2 separate regions of the Homo sapiens genome follow, and region 2 is linked to region 1. Evidence: chromatin loops called from intact Hi-C (ENCODE). Cell type or tissue: right lobe of liver. All regions are shown on one strand. Links, peaks and the distances in the headings refer to the core of each region. The heading gives the core; the rest is flanking DNA. Region 1 has its middle 21 kb from the start of REELD1. Region 2 overlaps TTC29 (tetratricopeptide repeat domain 29).

Evidence for each region. Peaks named below come from ENCODE experiments on the same cell type or tissue, not always from the same donor. Only the 100,000 strongest peaks of a DNase experiment are listed, where the experiment ranks them.
Region 2: it touches region 1 in a loop (5-fold over the local background); 57 of 110 quality-filtered maps call a loop at or near these places.

Annotation. Positions count from the first base shown.
Region 1 is chr4:146,232,858-146,238,250 of GRCh38, reverse strand. No RefSeq gene overlaps it. Among named protein-coding and RNA genes, the nearest start is that of REELD1, 21 kb to the right of the region's middle. In right lobe of liver, for the core only: no CTCF peak of the experiment used is centred there; no DNase peak of the experiment used is centred there; H3K27ac peaks cover 277 bases.
Region 2 is chr4:146,913,782-146,919,174 of GRCh38, reverse strand. All of the region lies in intron 4 of TTC29 (tetratricopeptide repeat domain 29), which reads left to right. Among named protein-coding and RNA genes, the nearest start is that of TTC29-AS1, 18 kb to the left of the region's middle. In right lobe of liver, for the core only: a CTCF peak has its summit at 2,506; no DNase peak of the experiment used is centred there; H3K27me3 peaks cover 909 bases.

The DNA of each region.
Region 1 (5,393 bases), core at 233-5,232:
AGAAGTTTCTAGTCTTTCCAGTTGTGCAATGACCAATCTCCCTCCTTGTTCCAGGCTGGCGGAGGAAAAAGGGATGTGTACTGCTTGCTTTTTTTTTCCTCTAGAATGTTACTACAGCTTAATATGTCACTTTTATTTACTTAATTTCTTCTAAAAGTCGGACCTTGCCAACTGAGGTCTAGCGATCTGGATTTCAAAGATGCTCAACCTTTGCATTCAACTACCCTGGGCCACTAATCAGCTGTCTTTGACTTTCCCCCTTCTCGTTTAATTACTTCTCTGTTGCCTGTTCAGCAGGTCCTCAGTTTCCTTTATGGCTCTGAGAGAGCAATGACCCGCAAGTGGGAATAAGGGAAATTTCCCCTTCTAAGCCCATGCAGCATCTCTCTTTTCAATCCTCCTTACCATTTCCACTCCCCGATCCATCCTTTCTCCTGCCCCTACTCCATTCTTTATGCTTCCTCTAGATGCATCTGCCACTGGGGCATAGAGCCCTGGAGGAGAGAGAAGGCACCCTGTCACTAAGCCTCTGGGGTAGAGATTGCATTTCATGAAGCTCTCACCATCCTCACCCATGTTTGGCAGACAACCAGGCCTGCAAAATGTTTCACCAACAAGCATTACAAAGAGAAAGAAAAAAATATTTGTTTGTTTAATATCAAGAGGAGTTTATGTCCAATCCCAGAGGGTCTGAGCAAGGAGGGACTGAGCTTAAATCAGAGGGCTTGGGCTTCCATATGCCCGCCAAATCATAATAATAACAATAATAACATACTAGCACTAATGCTTGTGCTACATTTGGAGCTTGAAATGATCAGCGACATTTCCCCTGATGAGGTTAAACAGCCTGGCTCGGGGGCTGCACATTTGCATAATAAAGATCAGAAGTCACTGCCTTCTACATCTCTCCCAGCACTGGCCGCCTGGTGTCCTTGATTCAGGGACACCACATCCTAATGTACTTCCATATGCGGCCCTGTGCAGTGATTCTAATCTTTGGCTTGCATGTGAAATGTCAGCTTCTTTTTTCGTCTGGGAGAACAACAAATTATATTTTTAAATGAGAAGGTGCCGCCTGTAATGGATAATATAATCTGAAAATGCAGAGGCAACATCTGTGACCCATGGTGCTAACCTAGCAAGCTCTAGTCTATTTTTCCTGCCTATCAGTTGATAGGAAAATATCACTTTCGATATAATAATTAATCATTAGTCAAAATGTATATCCCATTGGTTCCTTGCCTCTCAGACAACCATGCGTAGCTTGACAATAAATCAGGGAAATACAGTCTTTAATATCCAATAGAATGTATTTCCAGGCACCCTCTTTCCTATATAAAGCAACAAAACACTTTGCAGAAGACATCTATCATCAGGTGAGGGGGGACGATGCTCCCAAGATGCCATCTGAAGGAAGGAAATTGCAGAGCCCACAGAAAGGAAGGCAGTGAGTTCAAGATGGTGGCTGTAAACCAATGAGAAACATCTTCTTGCCGTGGTGAGCTCCTACCTGGGATAATGTCAGTCCCTCCCTCCCTTGCTGTCTCTCCTCCCTTTGGCCCACTGCTGGGGCCCTGTCACAGCCTGGCAGGTCATGCCCAGGCCTCACTCACTATGACTGACCAGTCTCCAGTGTCCTATCATCCTCCTCATTCCCAGGGTGGCTGTAAAGTGATCACTCCAGGCCATTTTTCTGCTTGATTCCTGGCTCTCTCTGGATCTGTTGAAATATTTACAATACCTAACATGATCCAAGAGAATAAATGAGCCGCCAAGTATGGTGGAAGGAAAAGCGGATTTGGAAGTCAGGGTGGGTCGAAGGAATCTGAGGACTCCCCTAGACTTGCTTGTTGTTGGACTGACCTCTCCGTGGCCTTGTTCTCCTCATCTGAAGAAGGCGTTGTTCATGGTTTTCAATCCCTGTTTGCTGGAGCCCTGAGTTTCTGAGGCAATGGGCAAAAGGGATGCTGGGAGAAGGAAACAGGAGGGGAAGATATCCCCAAACCTCCCCTAGAGCATTCAGTTTTTTTTTGGTTTACTGACTTGGTTTTAAAAACCACTGAGTCAGAAGACCTTTAAAGGCACTCCAATTTGTAAGCCCTGTAGTTCTCCATCTCAGTACTGCCCACTCCATCCCTGGGTGTGGAAATCATGTGGGAAATGCCACTTCAGCCTGGGGCCTATAGTCACATGCCTTGTTTCCTAGACCGGTGGCTCCCCAACAGGGGTGATTTTGCCCTCCAGGGGACCTTTGTCAATGTCTGGAGGCAATTTTGGTTTTACAACTGGGGAGGAGGGAGCCACTGGCACTGAGTAGAGGCCAGGGATGCTGCTAACCATCCGGCAAGGCAGAGGACAGCCCCCAAAATAAGCAATATCCAACCCCAGATGGTGACAGCACGGAGGTTGAGAAACCCTGCGCCACATGATGTAACCTGAAGAAAAGCTGTCATGCGGAGCTTCTGAGTTGGAAAGACTCCAGTCAGCCTTCCTTCTGCCCCAGCGCAGATCGAGAGGGAAGTCTATTCTCGGTTCCTCCCTGCCCAGAACTCCCTGGAGCCTTGGATCTGAGACATAAGAGCATTTCCTGCACTGAGGACAGTCACCCATAGAACTCTTTTTAATTCACCTCTAGGAGGGAAACTTACATTGCCTGATTCCCAAGTGTTCTGGAGCTACCCAAGGTGCCACGTATTCAACTTTAATCTACACTAAGAGCTGGTGATAGTAACACGGGTATTGAACTTTTCACTTACAAATGTAACACATACCTACTGATTACTTACTATGTACTAGGAATAGTGGACTCCAAGCTATGTACTAGGAATATAGCAGTGAACAAAACAAAGTCCTTGTCTTTATGAAGCATCTGTGTCTGGGGAAGGCAGAAAATAAACAAACACAGATAAATATATGACTCAAGTGGTTATAAGTGCTATCAATATTATTAAACAGTGTAGGAGGCTAGGTTGATTAGAGGTTGCAATGGTCAGGAGAAGGCTCTCTGCTGAGGCAGCTCTAGAAGAAAGCTCTGAAGGCTGGATGCCTGGGGGAACAGGGTTCCAGACAACAGGAGAGCAAGGGAGCTGCACAGAGCTTCCCGGAGAGCTCAGAGCAGCACAGTGAACACACAGGAAGAGGGCAATGTCAGAGGGCCAGCTCTCGCAGGACATAGCCCAATCAGATGTCCATATTTTATTCTGAGAGAGATGGAAAACCATTAGGGAATTCAGAGACAGCAACATGAACTGATTTATGTTTTGAAAGCAAAAAATCTCTGGAATACATCTGACAGGCTGTAGTTGTCCTGGTGGCCTCAATCGTCATGGGTAGAACAGGAGTCTCAAAACGCTCCCATTTTCTTTGTGAATTTAAAGAGCAGAATAAACAACCAAACCACTAGTCTTCCTTTTATCACTAATGTCTTCCTGATATGCTAAACCAGGAGCCAGAGATGACCACCCCTGGTTTTGCACCATGCCAGGGCAGATGGAGCAGAGTGCTCAGAATACTGTAAGCCTGGAGAAGTTCTCAAGTTTAATAAAACAAGTTAATGCAAATTAATTTCACTTGAATAAAAGAAGTTTCTTGCTACTTTTAGAAGAGGGATAGGCTGGAGTGAAATGAAATCAGAACACGCAGTCTGTGTCCCAGAAAGGCTAGGATCACTGATTAATACTGGAAGTCTGAAACAGGGAGAGGACATGGCCATCATCTGAAATTTATTCATAAATTGCCAGCCCTTCCCAGATAACTTGCAAATAAAGTGTGACCCATGTCTAAATATTTACTGGTTTGCTGACTTTTTTTTTTTTGCTAATTAATTTTTTTTTTTAAGGAAAACAAACAGCATAACAGCAAATTAATGCAGATAGCCTCAACAGTGGGACAGCAAGCCAAGCTACAGTAAAATGTTAAGTTGTACTTTACTAAAATTCTATCTATGGGAAAAAATCAATTGAAAATATCAAAAATAGTCTCTGAATATAAAAAGATTAAGGCTACCACTACCCATGGTGTGTAGTTATTAAATTAGCACTATAGATATAAAAGCATTAGTTTAAAATATAATAAGTTTTCAGCAATTATTTATCCATCATTTTCCCTCAAATATGTGTTTAGCCGCATACCTTCTTTCCTCCAAGAAGAGGTTGGCTGAGCAATTTTGTAGCTGTTCCTACAAAACACAAAAACTATTTTAAGATGTTGTATTTGAGTCCTTTCCCTTCTTTTTTTTTTTTTTTCTTTTTACTTTTAATGGCTTTATGCTTTAGTAAGAGCTTTCAGGTTAAGTTAACACTTCCTACTCATTCCCCTCTGGGGCTTCTGTGAAGCTTAGAGGACCTTCACGATCACTTATGTAGTTTGAGTATAGGCCCATGGACTCCAGCTGCCCTGGCCAAAAAAGAGTCTAGTCAGAATGCTGCAGCAAAAAATTATCTGATACGTGGTAGGAATTGTAGCCAGTGACTACCATGACAACTCGTGTGGCCTTCAAGTGACTGGGCCAGGGAAGTGAGGTGGGAAGTTTGCTTCAAGAGAAGTTGTCAGCCGGGTGCAGTGGCTCACGCCTGTAATCCCAGCACTTTGGGAGGCCCAGGTGGACGGATCACAAGGTTAAGAGATAGAGACCATCTTGACCAACATGATGAAAATCCGTCTCTACTAAAAATACAAAAATTAGCTAGACATGGTGGTGCGTGCCTGTAGTCCCAGCTACTCAGGAGGCTGAGGCAAGAGAATTGCTTGAACACAGGAGGCAGAGGTTGCAGTGAGCTGAGATTGCACCACTGCACTCCAGCCTGGTGACAGAGCAAGACTCCATCTCAGAAAAAAAAAAAAAAAAAAGGAAGAAGAGGAGAATTTGTCATAGAAAGAAAGTGACTTCGGTGGCTCACGCCTGTAATCCCAGCACTTTGGGAGGCCGAGGCGGGCGGATCACAAGGTCAGGAGATCGAGACCATCTTGGCTAACACGGTGAAACCCCGTCTCTACTAAAAATACAAAAAATTAGCCGGGCGCGGTGGCGGGCGCCTGTAGTCCCAGCTACTCGGGAGGCTGAGGCAGGAGAATGGCATGAACCTGGGAGGCGGAGCTTGCAGTGAGCCGAGATTGTGCCACTGCAATCCGGCCTGGGCTAAAGAGCGGGACTCCGTCTCAAAAAAAAAAAAAAAAAAGAAAAGAAAGTGACTTTTTTTCATGATCACAGAATTTCTCTAAATGGGCTACACGTAAAGACAGTGTTGCAGCTTCAAGATAATATTAATGACAATGGTATGTCAGTTTGGTTATGGATAGCTAAATATTGTGTATGCATTCAATCTTTACATCAACCAAAAGAGCTGAATGATTTTGTGATGTCCTTTTCTCTGATGAGGAAGATGAGGCTCAGA
Region 2 (5,393 bases), core at 112-5,111, 680 kb before region 1:
AAAAATTCTCCTTTAACACTCATTTAATATCTTTCCATGTGGAATCTTTGGCTTAAAATTTTTCTACACAAATTATTTTGTATAAAGTTTGAATTTCTCAAAGGAGTTTGGAAGTAATAAGACTTTTATCAAAATTGCATATGTAATTAACCTCATATAAGGAGCTTTTCTTCCAATCCTTTTTTACCAGACTACTAGAGAAGTTTTCATTAAAGGCAGTTACTTTTTGTGAGATCAACAAATGTTTCTAAAACAAACAGTATTTTTTTAAGTCTTAAAAATGTGTATGTTTGAGGTTTTTCGATAAAGAAAATGAATGATGCTGAAGTGCTGTGCGACAGCTACCGTGGGTAACTATTTTGGTAATACTTTCTATTGTCTGATGAATAGTTTATCCATTCCTGGTTGATAACAATTACTGTACTTGAAATATTTGATTAAATGGGAATCACTTGAATAAATAACTTTGAGCAAGTGGGCACATAAAAAATGCCTTTATGTTATTAAGGAAATTATCTAAAGTTATTGTAAAGATTATAGTCCTGTACTATTTGCTAAATAAGCATGCTTTCCTCTGATATTTGTTAATAATCATCAATGAAAATATAGTTTGGTTTATAAACATTTGTTGATCTCACAAAAAGTGACTGCCTTTAATGCAAAACATCAGTTCTATCAAAATAGAATCTGTGAAATAATTTCTGTCCCATTCTACACAAATATTTCATAACTTCTAAAATATAATCACCCATGTTGAAATGAATTCTTATCAGGCTATTGAGAGAATCTTTACTGATCAAATTTTTAGATATTTTTATTATTCGTTGAGTTATATTAGTGATAGTACTATTTACAAAATGCCAGAGGATAAACTTTATTCCTTAATTATTACTAGTTTTTTTCTTAAAAAATAAAGGTTGAACTTAGGTTAGTTTTTTCAAAATAGCATTTTTCAATTTGTATATATACTTTTAAAATGTTGAAATTCTGACTATGCTTTTCTTTATTATTAATAGATAAAAAATCCAAAAATACAAAGCAAAACTTGCATATGTAACAGTTTCGTCTAAAGTTCAAATTAGTAAACGCGTAACTGTTTTGATAATCACATAAAAATTCTATTCCATAAAATGTTCTGGGGGGCAGATTTTATTTATGTATTTAAAATTGTTAAATTGGCCTATCTACCTAAATTGAGTCTAAATCAAAACTGAAACAGAATGCTATATTAATATTTATATTCTGACTTTTTGGTAATATTTTTATATTGCTTAATTTTTTCAGTTCATATAATAAAAGATGAAATCATTTATTTGGATAGCAATTCTAAGAAATTTTTAGAAAAATTATAAATTAATATATTGCATTAGACAATCTCTTTGGAATGAAGCTAAAATGTTATGTGACTCTTTACAAGGAGAATTTTATATAATTTTTATATATAATTTTATATAAATTGTGTATCATATAATTTAATATAAGTAATATAATATAAAATTTATATAATGCATAATTTTATATAAATATATAATATATAATTTATATAATATCTAATTATATATTATAAATAATATATAATGTATATAATATCTAATTGCATTTTATAAAAATTACATATAAATTATATAAATTTTACAGCAATATATAAAATATATAATGGTAAAATATAAGCATATCACAATATTTATACTTTCAAATTATATTTTTAATCTCTCAAAGTGAATATGGTCTATAAATTCTGCAAAAAAATCAAGATCATTATAATGGCTGTGATATTTAAATTATATGATTAGTCATAACATAATATTATAAAAAGAGCTTTTTAATTAAAATATGTTAAATTATAATACATTGAAATGATTGTATTGTGTTCATTATATGTTCAATATTCTTTAAGGAGGTTCTGAAATGTTTAGAGGACATTAATAACAATGTTCATTTTAATGATGAATTCTAGTTGTAATGACTATAATGAAAAATTCTTCTGATCCAAGTATAATAAATTCTACTTTTTGAGATGTTAACATGTAATAATTAAATTAAATCATATAGAAAATAAGCAGTAGTCATATTATTTATGATTGGTGGATGTATGAGATACAAAATGATTTGTTTTAGAGAATCCATCATAATTTAAAAGTGCTTTATATATATATTTTATTTGGATTAATAAAAATTTCTCATTAAATATGTGAATGTTTAAGTATAAAATATTTTTCTAATTTTTCCAAAAATAAGAATTGGATGCTTTGAAAACTGTTAATCTATGGTATGCCACCTGCCCTATTTACATTTTTAACAGTTGAATATTTGTTAACTGATCTCATAGACAGCTACATGTTTTGCTGTTACCAGATGGATGAGATAGAATACCATGCATAACTTTACATTTATCTTCTTTGTCAACTTATTTGCATATCAATTAAAATAATATCTGTATTAGGATGGATAGTGAAAGTTACCAAATTTACATGATGTAACTGCAGTTTGCTAAATTTCCAGTAGATGCCCCCAGAGACCAGTCAACTCATTGGAAATCATGTAAATTTAAAGACCTTTTTATATTGAAACTTCTTTCTTGCTATATTTTGAAGTGCATGGAAAATAAATTAAGAATTCTAAAAATCTTAACTCACTAATCTTTCTTACAAAATACATATATGGCTGTTGGTAGCCCAATTCTTAATCATTGCTAATCAATACTATGACTAATAATTGTGAACAACCTAAGCATTAAGAAAAATGCTTTCAGTTTTCATTATAATTCTATATGGCTTTAAAGTAAAAAGTCATTTTAAACACTCTCAAATTTTTTGTCTTTTTAACTTCTCTCTCTTTATACATTTATATGGCTAGGAAAATGCTATATTGTTATTTTAGCTTTTGGGAAAAAATAGCATTTTTACCAAAAACTATAAAACATAAACAACTCATATAATTTTTATCAGTTAGTAGGTGTATGTCAAGAAATGACTTTTTAAATTCTGATTACGATATACATAATATCTATCTACACCGAAAAAGATAGGTAAGAATAGTGATTCACTTTATTCCAAGGAAATTATATTAACTGAAGCTATTTAAGTATTAATTTAAGTCAATGTAATTATCCCGTAGGTGATTCCAGTAACATTTATCCCTACCATATGAATGTAAAACTGTTATAACTGACACATGGATAACCCACTCGTGACTTATAAATATTAACTTAATGAAATAAAAGTATTATCCTGACTTTTGATTAGATGTTACATATCTTTTGATTTTATCTTTGTCAGATTAAATGAAAATTTTATGATCTTGTTTTAAAGTACGGTTTTTTTATTGAACCGCTTTTGAAATATTTCACTGACTGTAAAGCTTCATCTTGATTCCATAATTCAGTTTATCCTATGAAAAAAATATGTTAAATATATCAGTCATATAATTGAATATACAATAATGCCTTTGATTTTAAAAATTCACCTAATAACTTATACAAAGACCTACTTAGGTGGTTTTATATTACTTGTTAGATTTATTAGTTTAGGTGCAGAGAAAGTAAAATAAATTGTAATTTCTATTCATTGCATCTATTCATCTTTTTTATATTTATAGAAGTATATGCTTTTTATCCTTTTAAATGTTTGTCTTTGTCAGTGTTTTTCCCGTTAGAGTTTACACCCTTGAGTGGGAACCATATCCATTTAATTTGCTCTTCCTGGATGCTGCTGGCTGTCTGCTCTCTCCTTTTAAAGAGAAGGATTTTCTGGGGGAGTCACAAAATGATACTGATCTCTGTCTCCAACCCAACCTAAACATGGATTGCCATGGATAAAGAGAATGGCTTACCAATTGAAAGATTGCATCATAATTGTCAAATAACATCAAATTCCTAATCAATGCAATAAATAAAACATTGTGTGGAGGAGGAGAAGAAGAAAAAGCAACAATACATGATATAATAGGAGGCAATGTAGGGAAATGGGAAGAATTCAGAATTTGCAACCAGAGGGAGCTGGGTGTGAATTCCAACTCTGCCATTTACTATTAATAACTTGTATGGCTTTGGGCAATTCACAACCTCACTGAAGACAGGTTTTTTAATTTGTAAAAATTGAAGTAGTTCTTTATACAGTTATTGTGCCAGTTAGAAATGATGTCTACACAGTGCCTGACACATTGTGGGTGTTCTATAAATAGTAGCTATTCAAAATAGTTTAAGGCAGAATTTTAAAACACTATAATATCTCCATGGCTGTTTAGCAGTAAATTCTCCATTTCCCAGCATCTCTATATATTCACCTGCTGTGGAGTTATGCCATATTGTTCAGCTCTGCTTTCTGTCAGTCTCTAGATTTTTTAAATCTCTGCATTTTTTTAGGGAGATGTTGATGTGAATTCAAAACAATTAACAACATCTCCATTGAATGAATAATGCCCTTAAATGGCAATAAAACCCATATGAAATGCTTGACTACTTAATTTCATTCTCAAATGCATTCTCAAGCTGCATCCCTTATCTCGTTGCAGCCCCAAGTATCTGCAGTGGCAAAGATCTTCCTCAGGATACATTCAGCATGTCCACGAATGTGACAACTTTTGCTTCTGTGAATGGCACGTTTTTTTCCTGTCAGATGAACTCTCCTCATATTTCCTAATATTAAATCTCTCCATAAATTTTACCAGCATTCTCTATTTTCATCCAGTATCATGGCATCAGTTCAAGAAGATTTTTCTTTTTCTGATGCTTAAAAACAGCATCTGTTAATTTAGACTAATATTCATAAAAGTTTTTTAATGTGTAAATGAAACCAAAGCCTAAAAAGTTTATGGCCAAATGAAATAATGATTAAGCGAATAAATCTGAGTTTTGTTTATATTTCTATTTGTGTTTAAAACAATTCTCTTTCATACAGCAAGTGAACTTGGGCTATGGTTCTCTGTTATGAAATTTAAAACCTGAGAAATTCAAATCTAATGGTAGAGATTGACATTCCTTTTTTTTAGATAGCCGATTTATTTTAATAAAAGAAGATTTTCTGGTTAAAAGAAATAATTTGCAATAACTATGAAGGTTTAGATAGGAACCTATTTATTAAACCACTATAATTGTCTTTTCTTGCTCTCAAATATTAGCAATGAGGCTTAAACAGTAGCATATTTGTATGCATAGGTATGTGCGCATGTGTGTAAAAAATAGAGATGATACCAGCATAGTTCTATATGCATATTTAAATACATTTCTATTTGTAACATCATCTGTAAAGAATGATCTTTTTTAAAAATGTACTAGAAATTTTAAAAATTGATATCAGTTATATATCACAGATGTTTGAAGCTGAAAGGCATTGTGGAAATGATTGTCCAACCCCTTCTGAATCACTTAGTGTTCTTTGGTCACAGACAGCAGA